Linked DNA regions of Homo sapiens: region 2 is linked to region 1. A link is an interaction called in ENCODE POLR2A ChIA-PET data of the cell type or tissue named here. Cell type or tissue: CD4-positive, alpha-beta T cell. All regions are shown on one strand.

The links. ChIA-PET counts read pairs that join two places held together with the same protein. Peaks named below come from ENCODE experiments on the same cell type or tissue, not always from the same donor. Only the 100,000 strongest peaks of a DNase experiment are listed, where the experiment ranks them.
Region 2: POLR2A ChIA-PET joins it to region 1 with 13 read pairs; 17 of 35 experiments call an interaction of 5 or more read pairs at or near these places.

Annotation. Positions count from the first base shown.
Region 1 is chr15:84,627,894-84,635,893 of GRCh38, forward strand. It overlaps the pseudogene SCAND2P and the pseudogene EGLN1P1. Among named protein-coding and RNA genes, the nearest start is that of WDR73, 22 kb to the right of the region's middle. RefSeq lists an enhancer at 3,951-4,000 and silencers at 5,495-5,844, 6,315-6,394. In CD4-positive, alpha-beta T cell, no CTCF peak of the experiment used is centred here; DNase peaks (open chromatin) are centred at 3,488, 5,668 and 5,838; H3K4me3 peaks cover 4,258 bases; H3K27ac peaks cover 1,479 bases.
Region 2 is chr15:84,731,073-84,739,072 of GRCh38, forward strand. No RefSeq gene overlaps it. Among named protein-coding and RNA genes, the nearest start is that of ZNF592, 14 kb to the right of the region's middle. RefSeq lists enhancers at 2,554-3,457, 3,964-4,023, 4,044-4,133, 5,414-5,473. In CD4-positive, alpha-beta T cell, no CTCF peak of the experiment used is centred here; DNase peaks (open chromatin) are centred at 3,219, 4,229, 4,699 and 5,459; H3K4me3 peaks cover 1,165 bases; H3K27ac peaks cover 3,206 bases.

The DNA of each region.
Region 1 (8,000 bases):
AGGTGGAGCTTGCAGTGAGCTGAGATGGCGCCACTGTACTCCAGCCTGGACAACAGAACAAGACTCTATCTCAAAAAAAAAAAAAAAAAAAAATCGCTTACCAGGACCCCAGAAGGTATTCCCCTTCCAGGCAGTACCTTGTCTCCCTCTTAACCCTGTCCTGAAGTTTGTGACATAGTAGAGAGTATTGAGCACTGGACAGATCTAGTTGTAGACAAACTTCTGCCACTAACTACATACCTTCATTTTTATTAGAGATTTTATAATTTGAGGCAAGCTATAATGAGATGACTTTTTTTATTCATGGAATTTTGCTTCACTTGGGTTGCATTATATACTTTACAATAAACCAGAAGAGCTTATAGTGACAAAATGGACAGAGCAGTTACCATGCGCCAGGCACTGTGCTAAGGTCTTTACCTGCCATCTCATTTAATCCTGACAGCCCTAGGAGGGAGGTAAGTATCCTCACTCTACAGGTAAGAAAATGGAGGCTCAGAGGAGAGGTTTGGTCAGTTACCTGCCCCACACCTGTTACTTAACCATGACTCCTGAAGTCCACTGTTAAAGCCATGAGAAATACCTAATAGGAACAAATGGATAAAAGAACAAAACATTAAGATAAAAATGATACATTAGTGGCCAGGCACGGTGGGCTCACTCCTGTAATCTCAGAACTTTGGGAGGCCAAAGTGGGTGGGTCACTTGAGGTGAGGAGTTTGAGAGCAGCCTGACCAACATAGGGAAACCCCATCTCTACTAAAAATACAAAAAAATAGCTGAGCATGGTGGTGTGCACCTGTAGTCCCAGCTACTCAGGAAGCTGAGGCAGGAGGATCACTTGAACTCGGGAGGCAGAGGTTGTAGTGACCTGAGATGGTGCCACTGCACTCCAGCCCGGGCAACAGAGCAAAGACTCCATCTCAAAAAAAAAAAAAAAAGATATATTAGCTACAATGTTTAGTCTTCTCTCTTCATTGACAATAATTTGGCATCTGAACACATGGGGCCTCAGAGAGGACTGAGAACCCTGAAGTAGTTGCCTGAATTTGGAGCTACGGTACCAGTAGGGGTCCTTGAAAGCCCCCCCTGCAGATTACTTGAGCCCAGGAGTTCAAGACCAGCCTTGGCAACATGGCCAAACCTCATCTCTACAAAACGTACAAAAATTAGCCTGGCATGGTGGTGCGGGCCTATAGTCCCAGCTCTTCGGAGGTTGAGGCAGGAAGATTGCCTGAGTTCAGGGAGGCCAGGGCTGCAGTGAGCGATGATCAGGCCCAGAATCCAGCCGGGCAACAGAGAGAGACCCTGTCTCAAAAATAAATAAATAAATAAATAAATAAATAAATAAATAAATAAAGGCCTCACCGACTTTCAGCTTCTCCTCCTAGTAAGTCCTCCTGAGCCCTGGACCTCTCGTTTGGTTGATGGTCCTTGGTTTATTGTGAGCTGTTGCTTTTTTTTTTTTTTCTCCTAGGAAGAGGTTGTTTAGGATCCTAATTGTAGTTCGGAGGTTCATTCTAAAGGTTCTTCTCGATTCCCTTTTTCTAAAGACAAGGAGAACGACCCCCTTGCAGGCACCCCGTTTGGTTTCTAGTTTGGAAGTGCATTCTAAAGGGTCTTCTCCATGGCTTTTTCTCCCAAATTAAGTTCAGTGGGTTTGTCTGCACTGAGACTTTTTGTTGACACTAAGTTAAGAGGGATAGAAGGAATTTCCATGGCCCTGCTTCGCAACTGATTCTCTAGAAAGCCCTTTCTGTTATCCTGTCCTTCCCTCACCTAACCACAGGCTGCTCCTACTGTGGGGGCAAGCACAGCTCTCCCCACCTTCATTGAATTTGAACCTTTCATCTGTTAAATAAGAAGTGAAACCTACAATGCAGGGTTCCAGGTTTCCTTCTCAGAACCAAACCAGATAAAATGTGTAAAGTAGGTCCTTTCCCTGAGGCTGCACGATTCTGGGCTCTCCCAGCCCTTCCTTGGTTTTTTTTTTTTTTTTTTTTTGAAACAGTCTCCCTCTGTCACCCAGGCTGGAGTTCAGTGGCATGATTTCAGCTCACTACAATCTCTGCCTCCCCGGTTCAAGCGATTCTCCTGCTTCAGCCTCCTGAGTAGCTGGGATTACCACCACACCAAGCTAATTTTTTTGTATTTTTACTAGATTTGGGGTTTCACCATGTTGGCCAGGCTGGTCTCGAACTCCTGACCTCAAGTGACCGGCCCGCCTTGGCATCCCAAAGTGCTGGGATTACAGGCGTGAGCCACTGCACCGGTCCGTCCCTGGTATTTCTATCAAGTCATTTCCTTTGAACACACCTCCATTTAGCACGTAGCATTTCGCAAAGCATTTAATAGCACTGCATTGTAGTTATTTGGGTTGCACATAACTCCGTGGCAGCGTTTTAGAAAATGCACCCTCCGCTGCATTGCATTCCTTAAGAGGAAGGAGTGTCTCCTTTTTTTTTCTCCCACCACAGCACACTCGCTGCCTGGTGCTTGGCCCGAATTGCTCCCCAACTGTTGAATGAAAGTCAATGGTATTAATCTCGAATGACCCAGGACTGTGCAAGCAGGAAATGAGGAATTGTGTGAGTGGTAAGTGAGGGGGGGAGGAACAGAGTGGTAAAGCATTACCACAGCTACCAACCATGCCAGAGAAAAGCACTTTAAGTGGCAGAAAACCTTAACTGGAGTCCCAGCTTCGTAAGGGCAGAGACCTCAGTCCCAAGCTGTCTCGATATATTCATCTGCATAGTAAGGATAAATAGGGACTAACAGGGTTAAACAGCTGCCCTCGGCCCTAAGTGAAAATACTTTATAAACTGGCGTGGCAGCTCATGCCTATAATCCCAGCACTTTGAGAGGCCCACGAGTTCAAAACCAGCCTGGGCAACATAGTTAGACCTCGTCTCTATTAAAAACAAAACAAAGGCCGGGCGCGGTGGCTCGCGCCTGTAATCCCAGCACTTTGGGAGGCCAAGGCAGGTGGATCATGAGGTCAGGAGCTCAAGACCAGCCTGGCCAAAATGGTGAAACGCCGTCGCTACTAAAAATACAAAAAAAAAAAAAAAAATCAGCCGGGAGTGGTGGTGGGTGCCTTGTAATCCCAGCTACTCGGGAGGCTGAGGCAGAGAACTGCTCGCACCCGGGAGGCGGAAGTTGCAGTGAGCCGAGATCGCGCCACTGCACTCCAGCCTGGGCGACAGAGCGAGACTCCGCTTCAAAATAAATAAATAAATAAAAAATAAAAAACAAAACAAAACAAAAAATTTTTGTAAAGACCCCTCTCGCTCATACCACCAGGGCCGCGCAGGGCGAGAGATCTCCACCTCCCCTGGGAGGCAAGACCCACACCCTCCCAGGTGCGCGAGTTGTGGCTGCGGTTCGCGACCCCGCCCCACTTACCCAGCTGGTAGAAAAGTCATCAATGATTCGTCTGAAACGAATAGGCGCCTGAGATATTCTCCCATTTTATGGGCTAACGCTGCTGTCTGTCTTCGGGCGGCGGCCTCTGGGAAATGTAGTTCCGGAGAACACGGAGTCCTTCTGGGGCTAGGTTTTCCGCTTCCGGTGCTCAGTGGCTAGCCGAATAGCCGTGTTTGGGACCTGGGCTCGGGCTTCTTGCGTCCCCGCTAAGAACATGTCACGGGGCCGAATCGTCCGTATTCTCTCAGCTTCAAGCTCCTCTACTTTTCAACCAGGTCACTAGCCCTTGACTCCTCTTATCAAACTTCCGGAACTGCCACCCCACCAGTGACTCCACAGGCACCAGGGCATGCAACAGGGCTGGGACAGGAAGGCTCTCTTCTTCACCTCAAGCCTGCTGGGCTAACACTTGCGATTTTTACTAGAGTTAACTTTGTAATGTATGTCTCTGACTCTAGAATTTCAAGAGAAGTTCCACTTAGTGACTCCTAAGTGGAAGTTCTAAGATGGCTTCCCAGTGAGGTGATGAAGAGGTTTGAGCTTTAGAGTGCGGTTGCAAAGCTCTTCTCTGACCTGAACAATGGCTGTAGCTGTGGACCAACAAATCCAGACTCCTTCAGTACAAGATCTCCAAATAGTTAAACTGGAAGAAGATTCCCACTGGGAGCAGGAAATTTCCCTTCAAGGGAATTACCCTGGACCAGAGACATCCTGCCAGAGCTTTTGGCATTTCCGTTACCAAGAAGCATCACGACCCCGAGAGGCCCTCCTCCAGCTCCAGAAGCTCTGTTGTCAGTGGCTAAGGCCAGAGAAGTGTACAAAAGAGCAGATCCTGGAGTTGCTGGTCCTAGAACAGTTCCCGACTGTCCTTCTCCAGGAGATCCAGATCTGGGTCAGACAGCAGCATCCGGAGAGTGGAGAGGAGGCAGTGGCCCTGGTGGAAGACTTGCAGAAAGAACCTGGAAGACAGAGGCTGGAGGTGAGCTATAAAAACATAGTTCCGAACAGTTAAAATAGAGGTATGTGAGAGACAGAGCTGCCTTGGGTTACTAGCAGTGTGGGCATACTTCACTATTGATGTTAAACTGGAATTTGCTTATTTCGTGGTCATGGTATCTGCAACTTTCCTTCCAAGTTCAGGCTGACTCTTCAGAGAATGCACAACATTGGCTGCTCTGAGTGTCCGTCCCTGCCATTAAATAAGAAAATTGCTTAAAATGGTATGAGCCTCACTGTGATCAGGGAGGAGCACATGTGACAGGGATGTCTTTTTGGAGAACAGCTCTCACTCTGTAGCAGCCAGCCAGAGGCAAGCGGCTTCGGTGGTCTTTGTCGACATTATTGAGCCTATTGCAAAACACCTGAATTATCCTATGTCTTTTTGCCTAGGGTTTGGCAAGGCAGGTAGGAGCAGTCCCCAGAGAGCTGGGTGGCCAGGATGCAGTGGTCCATGGCCTTATCTCCATAAAGCCTTCCACATGTCTGCCGTCTTTACTGCTGTTGCAGGCTTTTGCATAAGACTGGCTTTTTCCTCTGCTTTTTTTTTTTTTTTTTTTTTTTTGGAAAGGGAGTCTCGCTCTGTCACCCAGGCTGGAGTGCAGTGGTGCCATCTCGGGTCATTGCAACCTCCGCCAACCGGGTTCAAGCGAGTCTCCTGCCTCAGCCTCCCTAGTAGCTGGGACTACAGGCGCCCACCACCACGCCCGGCTAATTTTTGTATTTTTAGTAGAGACTGGGTTTCACCATATTGGCCAGGCTGGCCTCGAACTCCTGACCTTGTGATCCACCCACCTCGGCCTCCCAAAGTGTTGGGATTACAGGCGTGAGCCACTGCACCCAACCTTTCCTCTGCTTTTTTATGTTTGGGATGTTTAAGTTTTAGTCCCTACAGAATTTTGACCACTTCCAGTCCTTGAAGAGGGACAGGATGTGCTCTCAAAGAAGGAGCCCTCAGGATCAGTACTGAGTTCTCTAAACATCCATCCGAAGCAAGCACAGACAGAATCTGTCTGTTCCAGGCAATGGTGAAGTTCACAGCAGAACCAGAGGAACAGTTGAAGCACAGCCCCAAAATAGAACGAACTCTAGCCCGTCCGCAAGAGTGATAAGAAATCGCAGTGTGGGCCCACGCGCGCCGCACGGCCGGGTCGCCGCCGTACCGTGGTGTACGTGCAGAATGCGCAGAGCGAGCGGCACCCGCTTACCCTGCGCTCCTCCGCAGCCTGGGCCGGGCCGCCCGGGACGCTGAGGCGGTGGCGGCAGCCGAGGGGGCCGGTCTTGCGCTCCGCAGGCTCGCGCGCCCGAGCCCGGGTTGCCGTTCGCCGCACAGGCCGCGTTCTCTCAGCCCACGGCGGCGATTAGGCGCTGAGGCGGCCGCCTGCGCTGCGCCGGAGCCTAGGACTCGGAAGCGACCCGGCCGAGGGCCCTGGGTGCCAGCCTCCTTGAGTCAAGGGTAGCGGGTGCATGGCGCAGTGACGGCCCCTATCTCTCTCTCCGCTCCCCAGCCTCGGGCGAGGCCGTCCGGCCGCACCCCTCCTGCTCAGCTGCGGTCGCCATGGCCAATGACAGCTGCGGGCCCGGCGAGCCGAGCTCGAGCGAGCGAGACCGGCAGTACTGCGAGCTGTGCGGGAAGATGGAGAACCTGCTGCGCTGCAGCCGCAGCTCCTTCTGCTGCAAGGAGCGCCAGCGCCAGGACTGGAAGAAGCACAAGCTCGTGTGCCAGGGCAGCGAGGGCGCCCTCGGCCACGGAGGGGGCCCTCACCAGGACTCCGGCCCCGCGCCGCCCGCTGCAGCGCCGCCGTCCAGGGACCGGGCCCTGGAGGCCAGGAAGGCAGCGAGGCGCCGGGACAGCGCCTCCGGGGACGCAGCCAAGGCAAAGGCCAAGTCCGCGGCCGACCCCGCGGCGGCCGCGTCCCCGCCTCGCGCGTCCCCGGGCCGGACAAAAGCCATGGCTGCTTGTTATCCGGTCAATGGAACGGGTTATGTACGTCATGTTGATAATCCAAATGGAGACGGAAGACGTGTGAAATGTATTACATTACGTTAAAGAACGGGATGCCAAGGTAAGTGGAGGTATACTTCGAATTTTTCTAGAAGGTAAAGCCTAGTTTGCTGACATTGAACCCAAATTTGATAGACTGCTGTTTTTCTGGTCTGACCATCGCAACCCTCATGAAGTACAACCAGCATATGCTACAAAGTACGCAATAACTGTTTGGTATTTGATGCAGATGAGAGAGCACGAGCTAAAGTAAAATATCTAACAGGTGAAAAAGGTGTGAGGATTGAACTCAATAAACCTTCAGATTCAGTCAGTAAAGACGTCTTATAGAGCCTTTGATCCAGCAATACCCCACTTCACCTACAATAATTGTTGACGCTATTTGTTAATTTGTGAATACGAATAAATGGGATAAAGAAAAATAGACAACCAGTTCGCATTTTAGTAAGGAAACAAACAACTTTGTGTGTTGCATCAAACAGAAGATTCTGACTGCTGTGACTTTGTACCGCATGATCAACTTAGAATCTGTGATTGCTTACAGGAAGAAGATAAGCTACTAATAGAAAATGTTTTTACCTCTGGATATGAAATAAGTGCCCTGTGTAGAATTTTTTTCATTCTTATATTTTGCCAGATCTGTTACGTAGCTGAGTTAATTTCATCTCTACTTTTTTAATATATGTCAAGTTTGAATTGGAATAATTTTTCTATGATTAGGTACAATTTATCAAAACTGAATTGAGAAAAAATTACAGTATTTCTCAAAATAACGTCAATCTATTTTTGTAAACCTCTTCATACTATTAAATTTTGCCCTAAAAGACCTCTTAATAATGATTGTTGCCAGTGACTGATTAATTTTATTTTACTTAAAATAAGAAAAGGAGCACTTTAATTACAACTGAAAAATCAGATTGTTTTGCAGTCCTTCCTATCTTACACTAATTTGAACTCTTAAAGATTGCTGCTTTTTTTTGATATTGTCAATAATGAAACCCAATTGTAAAACAGTCACCATTTACTACCAGTAACTTTTAGTTAATGTCTTACAAGGAAAAAGACACAATAAGAAGAGTTTAATTTTTTTTTTTTTTTTGAGTCTTGCTCTGTTACCCAGGCTGGAGTGCAGTGGTGCATTCTCAGCTCACTGCAACCCCACTGTCTCCCAGGTTCAAGCAATCCTCCCGCCTCAGCCTCACAACTAGCTGGGACTACAGGCACATACCACCATGCCTGGCTAATTTTTGTATTTTTAGTAGAGACTGGGTTTCACCATGTTGCCTAGGCTGGGGTTTAAGTTAAATTTTTTTAAAAACTAAAGTGACTGGCACTAAGTGAACTTGAGATTATCCTCAGCTTCAAGTTCCTAAGATAAGGGCTTTCTTAAGCTTTCAGATACATGTATCCTCTAGATGTAGACAATAATGTCCCATTTCTAAGTCTTTTCCTTTGCTTCTCCTTAAGTTGATTGTACTTCCAAATTTGCTGTTATTTTTTTTCCTAATACTGTGATTTATTTGATCTACAGACAGGAACCTTGTCTCTGTTGAAGAGCATCAAGGGAAGATTA
Region 2 (8,000 bases), 100 kb after region 1:
GTTGATTTGCAAGCTGAGTCAGATGGCGACCTCCTTTTTGCTCAGATCTGCTTTTCCAGTACTTTCCTGGTCTACTAGATGCCCTTGAACCTTGGCATTTTTTCAACACCTTTTGGTGTCACCGCTGGGGTTAGAGCATTGGTATAGCAGCAGGAGTGACCCCTCACCATGTCCTAGTCCTTGGGTCCTGTTTGTCCAATTTGCTCACCATGGCTGTCAGTTTTTATGTCTCTGGTTCTAGCCTGTGACCTGCCCACGAAACTGTACAGTTCCCTTTGCTTTATGATTTGGTTTTGGTTTTTTCTGCATTTTTTGCATGTGAGAGTTTGGCAAATATAAATGAGGTCTGTTCTTTTTTTTTTTTTTTTTTTTTTTTGTGAGACGGAGTCTTGCTTTGTCGCCCAGGCTTGAGGGCAGTGGCGCAATCTCAGCTCACTGCAAACTCTGCCTCCCGGGTTCACGCCATTCTCCTGCTTCAGCCTCCTGAATAGCTGGGACTACAGGCACCCGCCACCACGCCCAGCTAATTTTTGGTATTTTTAGTAGAGACGGGGTTTCACCGTGTTAGCCAGGATGGTCTTGATCTCCTGACCTCGTGATCCGCCCGCGTCGGCCTCCCAAAGTGCTGGGATTACAGGCGTGAGCCACCGCGCCTGGCCTAGGTCTGTTCTTTAGACAGATATTTTGAAATCACTCATCAGAAAATATTGATAGATGAGACATACATCACAAAAATCCTTGTAGTTGCAATAAACAACTTGCCAATATATGCAAACTATTTTCCCCTCCATTCTCTTGAATTAAGGGAGTATTTAAGGGAGGATTGATTCTCCTATGAAGCAACCATTTGGATAGAGGACTGGGTGAATCAATTAGCCACACCACTGTTCTAAATACTCAGCTTTAACATTCTTGGCCATGTCCAGTTCATTCTCTGACCACAAAAGTTCAGCTTGGTTCTTTGCCTGAATTTTCTTCTATGTAAAGTCAGACTTCCTGTATCATGCCAATTTTTTGCATTGGGTTTTTTTTTTTCTTTTTTTTTTGGAGACAGAGTCTCACTTTATTGCCCAGACTGGAGTGCAGTGGCACAATCTCAGCTCACTGCAACCTCTCCCTCCCGGGCTCAAGCAATTCTCCTGCCTCAGCCTCCCACATAGCTGGGATTACAGGCATCTGCCACCACGCCTGGCTATTTTTTTGTACATATATACATATATTCCTTGAAATGGAGTTTCACTCTTGTTGCCCAGGCTGGAGTGCAATGTCATGGTCTCGGCTCAGTGCAACCTCTGCCTACTGGGTTCAAGTGATTCTTCTGCCTCAGCCTCCCAAGTAGCTGGGATTACAGGCACCTGCCACCACACCCAGCTAATTTTTTAAATTTTTTTATTTTTAGTAGTGACAGAGGTTTCACTACGTTGAGCAGGCTAGTCTTGAACTCTTGACCTCAAAGTGATCCATCCACCTCAGCCTCCAAAAGTGCTGGGATTACAGGCATGAGCCATCATCCCCAGCCTGCCTTTTTTTTTTTTTTTAAAGGTGCTTGGTCATGTAAACCGATCATGCCAACTTAAAAAAAATCTATATGCTTTCAGCCAAGCATGGTGGCTCACGCCTGTAATCCCAGCACTTTGGGAGGCTGAGGTGGGAAGATCTTTTGAGCTCAGGAGTTCAAGACTCTCCTGAGCAACATAGTGAGAACCCATCTCTACTAAAAATGTCAAAAATTAGCTTGGTGTGGTGGTACACATTGGTAGTCGCAGCTACTTGGGAGGCTGAGGCAGGAGGATCACTGGAGCCCAGTAGTCTGAGGTGGCAGTGAGCTGTGTTTGCACCACTGCACTCCAGCCTGGGTGACAGAGCAAGACCCTGTCTCAAAAGAAATTTAAAAAATTGGCCAGGCGTGGTGGCTCACCCATATAATCTCAGCACTTTGGGAGGCCAAGGTGGGTGGACCACTTGAGGTCAGGAGTTCGTGACCAGCCTAGCCAACATGGTGAAACCCCGTCTCTATTAAAAATGCAAAAAAATTAGCCGCTCATGGTGACGGGTGTCTGTAATCCCAGCTTTTCGGGAGGCTGAGGAATGAGAATCGCTTGAACCTGGGAGGCAGAGGTTGCGGTGAGCTGAGATCGTGCCATTGCACTCCAGCCTGGGCAACAGAGTAAGACTCCATCTCAAAAACAAAACCAAAAACAAATAAATCAAAAGAAATTTTTAAAAATCTATATGCTTATATATTCGTGTGGGAAGGAGAATAATTCTAAATAATAAATGAACATAAATCATTAGTATATATGTTTCTTCCAATCCTTTCTTCCTTCCTCGGTGCGGACAGAAGTATCCCCTCTCCCTCAAAGTGCTAACATTTCTGCTTGTCTCTGGTATTAGGCAGGCAAGCTTTGGTGTTTTGGAGTCATATGACCTGGGCTCAAATCCTAACTCTGCCATTGACTAGCAGTGTGATCTTGGGCGAATGACTTAGCTTCTCTGAGCCTCAGTTTCCTCCTCTGTAAATTGGGAATAACATATTCTTATGGAAAATGTCTGGCCCACAGAAGCTAATTACAATAGTATTATGCTGGCATCATACTCCAGTTGACTTTTTTTTTTTTTTTTTTGAGATAGCGTCTTGCTCTGTCACCCAGTCTGGAGTCCAGTGCCCAGCTAATTTTTGTTTTGTTTTGTTTTGTTTTTTGTATTTTTAGTAGATGCAGTTTTGCCATGTTGGCCAGGCTGGTCTTGAACTCCTGGCCTCAAGTGATCAGCTCACCTCGGCCTCCCAAAGTGCTGGAATTATAGGTGTGAGCCACTGCTCATGGCCTCCAGCTAAGTTTTTGAAGCCCTATTCCTCCCTCTCCTGCCAGCTCTACAACTGCTGCCTTTACCTTAGAAGAAGGAAGAAGGAAGAAGAGAAGGAAAAGGAGGAGGAGAAGGGGAAGGAGAAGGAGAAGGAGAAAAAAGAAGAAGAAAAGAAGAAGAAGAAGAAGAAGAAGAAGAAGAAGAAGAAGAAGAAGAAGAAGAAGAAGAAGAAGAAGAAATAGCAGTAGTACAGCTTTTCTGACCTTTAGAAAGAAATATACCTCATTTCACTCTGTTATTCTTTCTGGTTAATGTCTTACTTTTCCCTTTCATTGCAAAGTCAGTGTTCTCAGATTGCATGTGGTTTACTGCCTCACTGTTCTTTCTCCCTTTTCTTCTCTGCCATGAGTCACCTGCTGTGACACTTTAGTGACCCTTAAGATACTTCAGTAAAGACCAGTGGGTTGGCAAATCCAGCAAATCCCCCCCCCGCTTTTTTTTTTTCTGAGAGAGAGTCTCACTCTGTTGCCCAGTCTGGAGTGCAGTGGCGTGATCTTGGCTCACTGCAACCTCTGCCTCCCAGGTTCAAGCAATTCTCCCTGCCTCAGCTTCCTAAATAGCTGGGATTATAGGTGCCTACCACCATGCCCGGCTAATTTTTGTATTTTTTAGTAGAGATAGGGTTTCACCACGTTGGCCAGGCTGGTCTTGAACTCCTGACCTCAGGTGATCGCCTGCCTTGGCTTCCCAAAGCAGTGGGATTACAGGTGTGAGCTACCGTGCCCGGCCAACTCTTTCTTTTCTTTTTTTATTTGAGATAGGGTCTCACTTTGTCGCCCAGGCAGGAGTGCAGTGGCACGATTATGGTTCACTGCAGCCTTCACCTGCTGGGCTCAAGCAATCCTCCCACCTCAGCCTCTCAAATAGCTGGGACTACAGGCATGTGCCACAATGCCCAGCTAATTTTTTTATTGAGACTGGGTTTCTCCATGTTGCCCAGGCTGGTCTTGAACTCCTGGGCTCCAGCAATCCACCTGCCTTGACCTCCCAAAGTGTTTGGATTACAGGCGTGAGCCACAATGGCCAGCCTCCCCTGTCTCTATTCTTCCGGATTTCACCACTGTGACATTCTGCACTCACCACTTCCCCCACCCCACCTTTTTTTTTTTTTTAATGCTTTTCTCCTGTAGCTCCCATGACCACCAGAAGTTACCCAACCAGGCAGATCAGTATCCCTTATCAGCTCACCAGTCCTGAATAATCCCTGACATTTGCATCTTCCTAGATCCCCTCTTTGAGACAGTGTGTTACAACTTTTCCTTTTTCCTCACCCCTCCCCCCTTGGTGACATTCCTTCCCTCTTGCCTGCGGTTACTTCAGAGTCAGCACCTGCACCCACACTTGACTCCTCCCCTCCAGCTCACAAGCGGAAGTATCTTCCTAGCTAAAGCCAGCCTCTCTGCGTTTGCTCTCGATCTCTCCCCTCCCACCATTTGGCCCCCCTTAGGGGACAGAACAGATCATGACTGATGCACCTTCAGCCTCTCCTGCTTTACTTTAAAATCTTGTCATCCTTTAAAATTCTTCCTTGCCCTCATCCGCCCTCCGCATAGTTACTGCCCTCTCTCTCCTCCCTCATTTCTGCCATCAAGCCCAAGCTCTCATGAAGCATTCATTTAATCTTCACAGCAGCCCATGAGGATGGTGTCAGTATTGTCCCTATAAAACAGAAGTGGAGTACAGTTGCTTTATTAAACAAGGTCACCCGGCAGGGGTTTGAAGGCAGAGAACTGGGCTTAGGGTCTGTGCCCTTGACCACTATGTCATACCATAATGCATGCCTCATACTGGATGGTGTCTGTTCCCAGCACTCAGCTCAGTGCCTTGCACATACATAGTAGGGGATTAATAAATATGTCTGACTAAATAAATACATGCTGCAAGTTCTTATTCTTTCACTCTTAGAATGACTCACTAGGCTGGGCACAGTGGCTCACGCCTGTAATCCCAGTACTTTGGGAGGCTGAGGCGGGCGGATCATGAGGTCAGGAGATTGAGACCTTCCCGGCCAACATGGTGAAACCCTGCCTCTACTAAAAATGCAAAAATTAGCTGGGTGTGGTGGCACGTGCCTGTAATCCCAACTACTCGGGAGGCTGAGGCATGAGAATCGCTTGAACCCAAGAAGTGGAGGTTGCAGTGAGCTATCATGCCACTGCACTGTAGCCTGGCGACAGAGCAAAACTCTGTCTTAAAAAAAAAAAAAAAAAAAAAAGACACTAATCCAGGGATTCTCAAAAAATGTAGGGGCTTAGGTTTATAGCTACTTTTCTGAAAGAAGCCACAGTTCTCATGAGTTTGTCATAGGAGTCTGTGTCCATACCAAGTTAATAACTTTTTTTTTTTTTCTTTTGAGACAGGGTCTCACTCGGTCAACCTCCTGGGCTCAAAGGATTCTCCCAAGTAGCTGGGACTACAGCTGTGCGCCACCACACCTGGCTAATTTTTTTTTTTTTTTGTATTTTTTTGTAGAGATGCGGTTTTGCCATGTTGCCCAACCTGGTCTTGAACTCCTGGCCTCAAGTGATCTGCCTGTTTTGGTTTCTCAAAGTGCTAGGACTACAGGTGTGAGCCACCGCATTCGGCCACAACTGCTTGATTCATTCATTTTTCTGTCTCCAGTTTCATTTTCCCCCTTCTCCTCCGCCTCACATCCTGTACAATGCCAGTAGATGACTAGATTGTCAATGTCTCATTTTAATTCTGTTGCTGGTAAAAACATAAGAATAGGCCAGGTGGCACAGTGGCTCATGCCTGTAATCCCAGCACTTTGGTAGGCTGAGGCGGGCAGATCACCTGCAGTCAGGAGTTCAAGACCAGCCTGACCAACATGGTGAAACCCTATCTCTACTAAAAATACAAAAATTAGCCAGGTGCAGTTGCACTCACTTGTAATCCCAGCTGGTAGGAAGGCTCGGGTGGGAGGATCACTTGAAGCTGGGAGGCAGAGGTTTCAGTGGGCCAAAATCACATCACTGCACTCCAGCCTGGGCAACAGAGTGAGACTCTGTCTAAAACAAACAAACAAACAAACAAACAAATATATATATATATAAATATGAATAATTCATACATATATGAATAAATAATTTTCTCTACCTAAAAAGTCTTGAATGCCCTCACCCCACTGCCTCCAACATAAAAATCAAACACTCTGGCCCAATAGCCAAGGCTTTCAGTAATCAAAGCCCAACACACTTTACTAGTACTCCCATTTTTCTCCTGCTTGAATTCTCTGCCCCAGGCAAACCAAAGTCTTCTAACTTCAAAGCCTATGTTCTAACTCGTCTTTCAGCAGTTCATTCAACAATAATGTATTTCATTCCTGATCTGAACCAGGCATTATGCTAGGGGTGGGAATACACAAATGAATACAATACAGTCTTTACCCTCGAGAGACTATCAATCTAATTTGGGAGAGAGATGTGAAAACAAAAATCTAAAGACATGGAATGACAAATTGTCCATGGGAGTTATTCTTGCCTGGAGGTGGGGTGGAGCTGAGAGTAAAGGAGACTTTTCTTTCTATGTTCAACATGTCTGCACTCTTTACCTGTTTCTTTTATAACATGCATGCTTTACTTTTGTAACCAGGGGAAAAAAATCACATTACATGAAAATTATGATTAATTCAATTCTGAACACTTGAGTTCAAAGAAAAAGCCCATAACTGTCAAAAACATAGTAAAATTAAGGAAGAAAGGACAATGAACCAATAGAAAAAAGTGGACAAAGCTATGAGAAGGCATTTCTCAGAATATGAAACATTTATGGTCAATAAACATATAAAGATATATTCAACTTCATTAATCATCAGAGAGGTACAAGTCAAAACCACAGTGAGATTCCATTTGATGTCTATTTGAGTGGCAAAAATGAAGAAATCTGACAATAGCTTGCATTGGAGAGGATGTGGATCAAGAGAATCTCATATACAATGTTGTTAGAAGTGTAAATTGGTTTAAAAAAATCAAACCAGAACAAAACAAAACCCCAAAACCACTTTGGTAAACAACTGGAAATTATCTTGTGAAGCTGAACATTCACAATAGAATTGTGACCACCAATTCTATTTCTATGTAAATAAGAAAAAGAAATTCTCGCATTGGCCGGGCGCGGTGGCTCACGCCTGTAATCCCAGCACTTTGGGAGGCCGAGGCGGGCGGATCACGAGGTCAGGAGATCCAGACCATCCTGGCTAACATGGTGAAACCCTGTCTCTACTAAAAATACAAAAAATTAGCTGGGCGTGGTGGCGGGCGCCTGTAGTCCCAGCTACTCGGGAGGCTGAGGCAGGAGAATGGCGTGAACCCGGGAGGCGGAGCTTGCAGTGAGCTGAGATTGCGCCACTGCACTCCAGCCTGGGCGACAGAGCGAGACTCCGTCTCAAAAAAAAAAAAAAAAAAAAAGAAATTCTCGCATTTGAGCAGCGTTGGGTTTTACATGAAAGTTTTTGGTAGCACTTTTGCAATAACAGAAATCTGCAACAACCCAATGCTCAATATTGGGAAATCGGGTGTATTAGTTTGGGTTCCCCAAAAGCAGAGCCTGAGACAAGGACTTGGGTGCAGGTTGTGTATTTGGGAATTGATGATGTGTGTGGAGGACAACAGGTCTAACGGAGAGGAACGAGTGAGGTAGGGTAGGAGGGAAAGCCAGCGCAGGGGGCGTGATTGATTTTTGGAGTCCTCTGAAAAGTGTAAAAAATGCCTCCTAGAATTGTCCATCTGAAGGATAGGAGACTGGGGCATTTATTCCTTGGCTCATACCTGCCACTGGTTGAAGGTTGTGTTAATTCTCTTTACTTTCAGACTACGCCTGTGAGAGGGCTGAGTAGGCTCTTATGGCTTTGAAAAGGCCTTGAAACAGAAATTGGAGAGGCCCAAGACCTGACACTTGCAGCGGAAATTGTAAGCGAAGGCTCCCATGAAACTGGCCACCATATATTCAGGGCTAAGAGGCCAAGGATAAGAATACAGGCCACCAAGAGTTTCTGTTGCATGGGAAAAATGAAAGTTAGTATAGTCACACATTAGAATTGTCTATAGCAGCCGCGAGAAATAAATGCAACTATATGCATCAAGCCTGAGATGAATTTTAACAATATAACACAAAAAGTGAAAAAGAAATCCCAG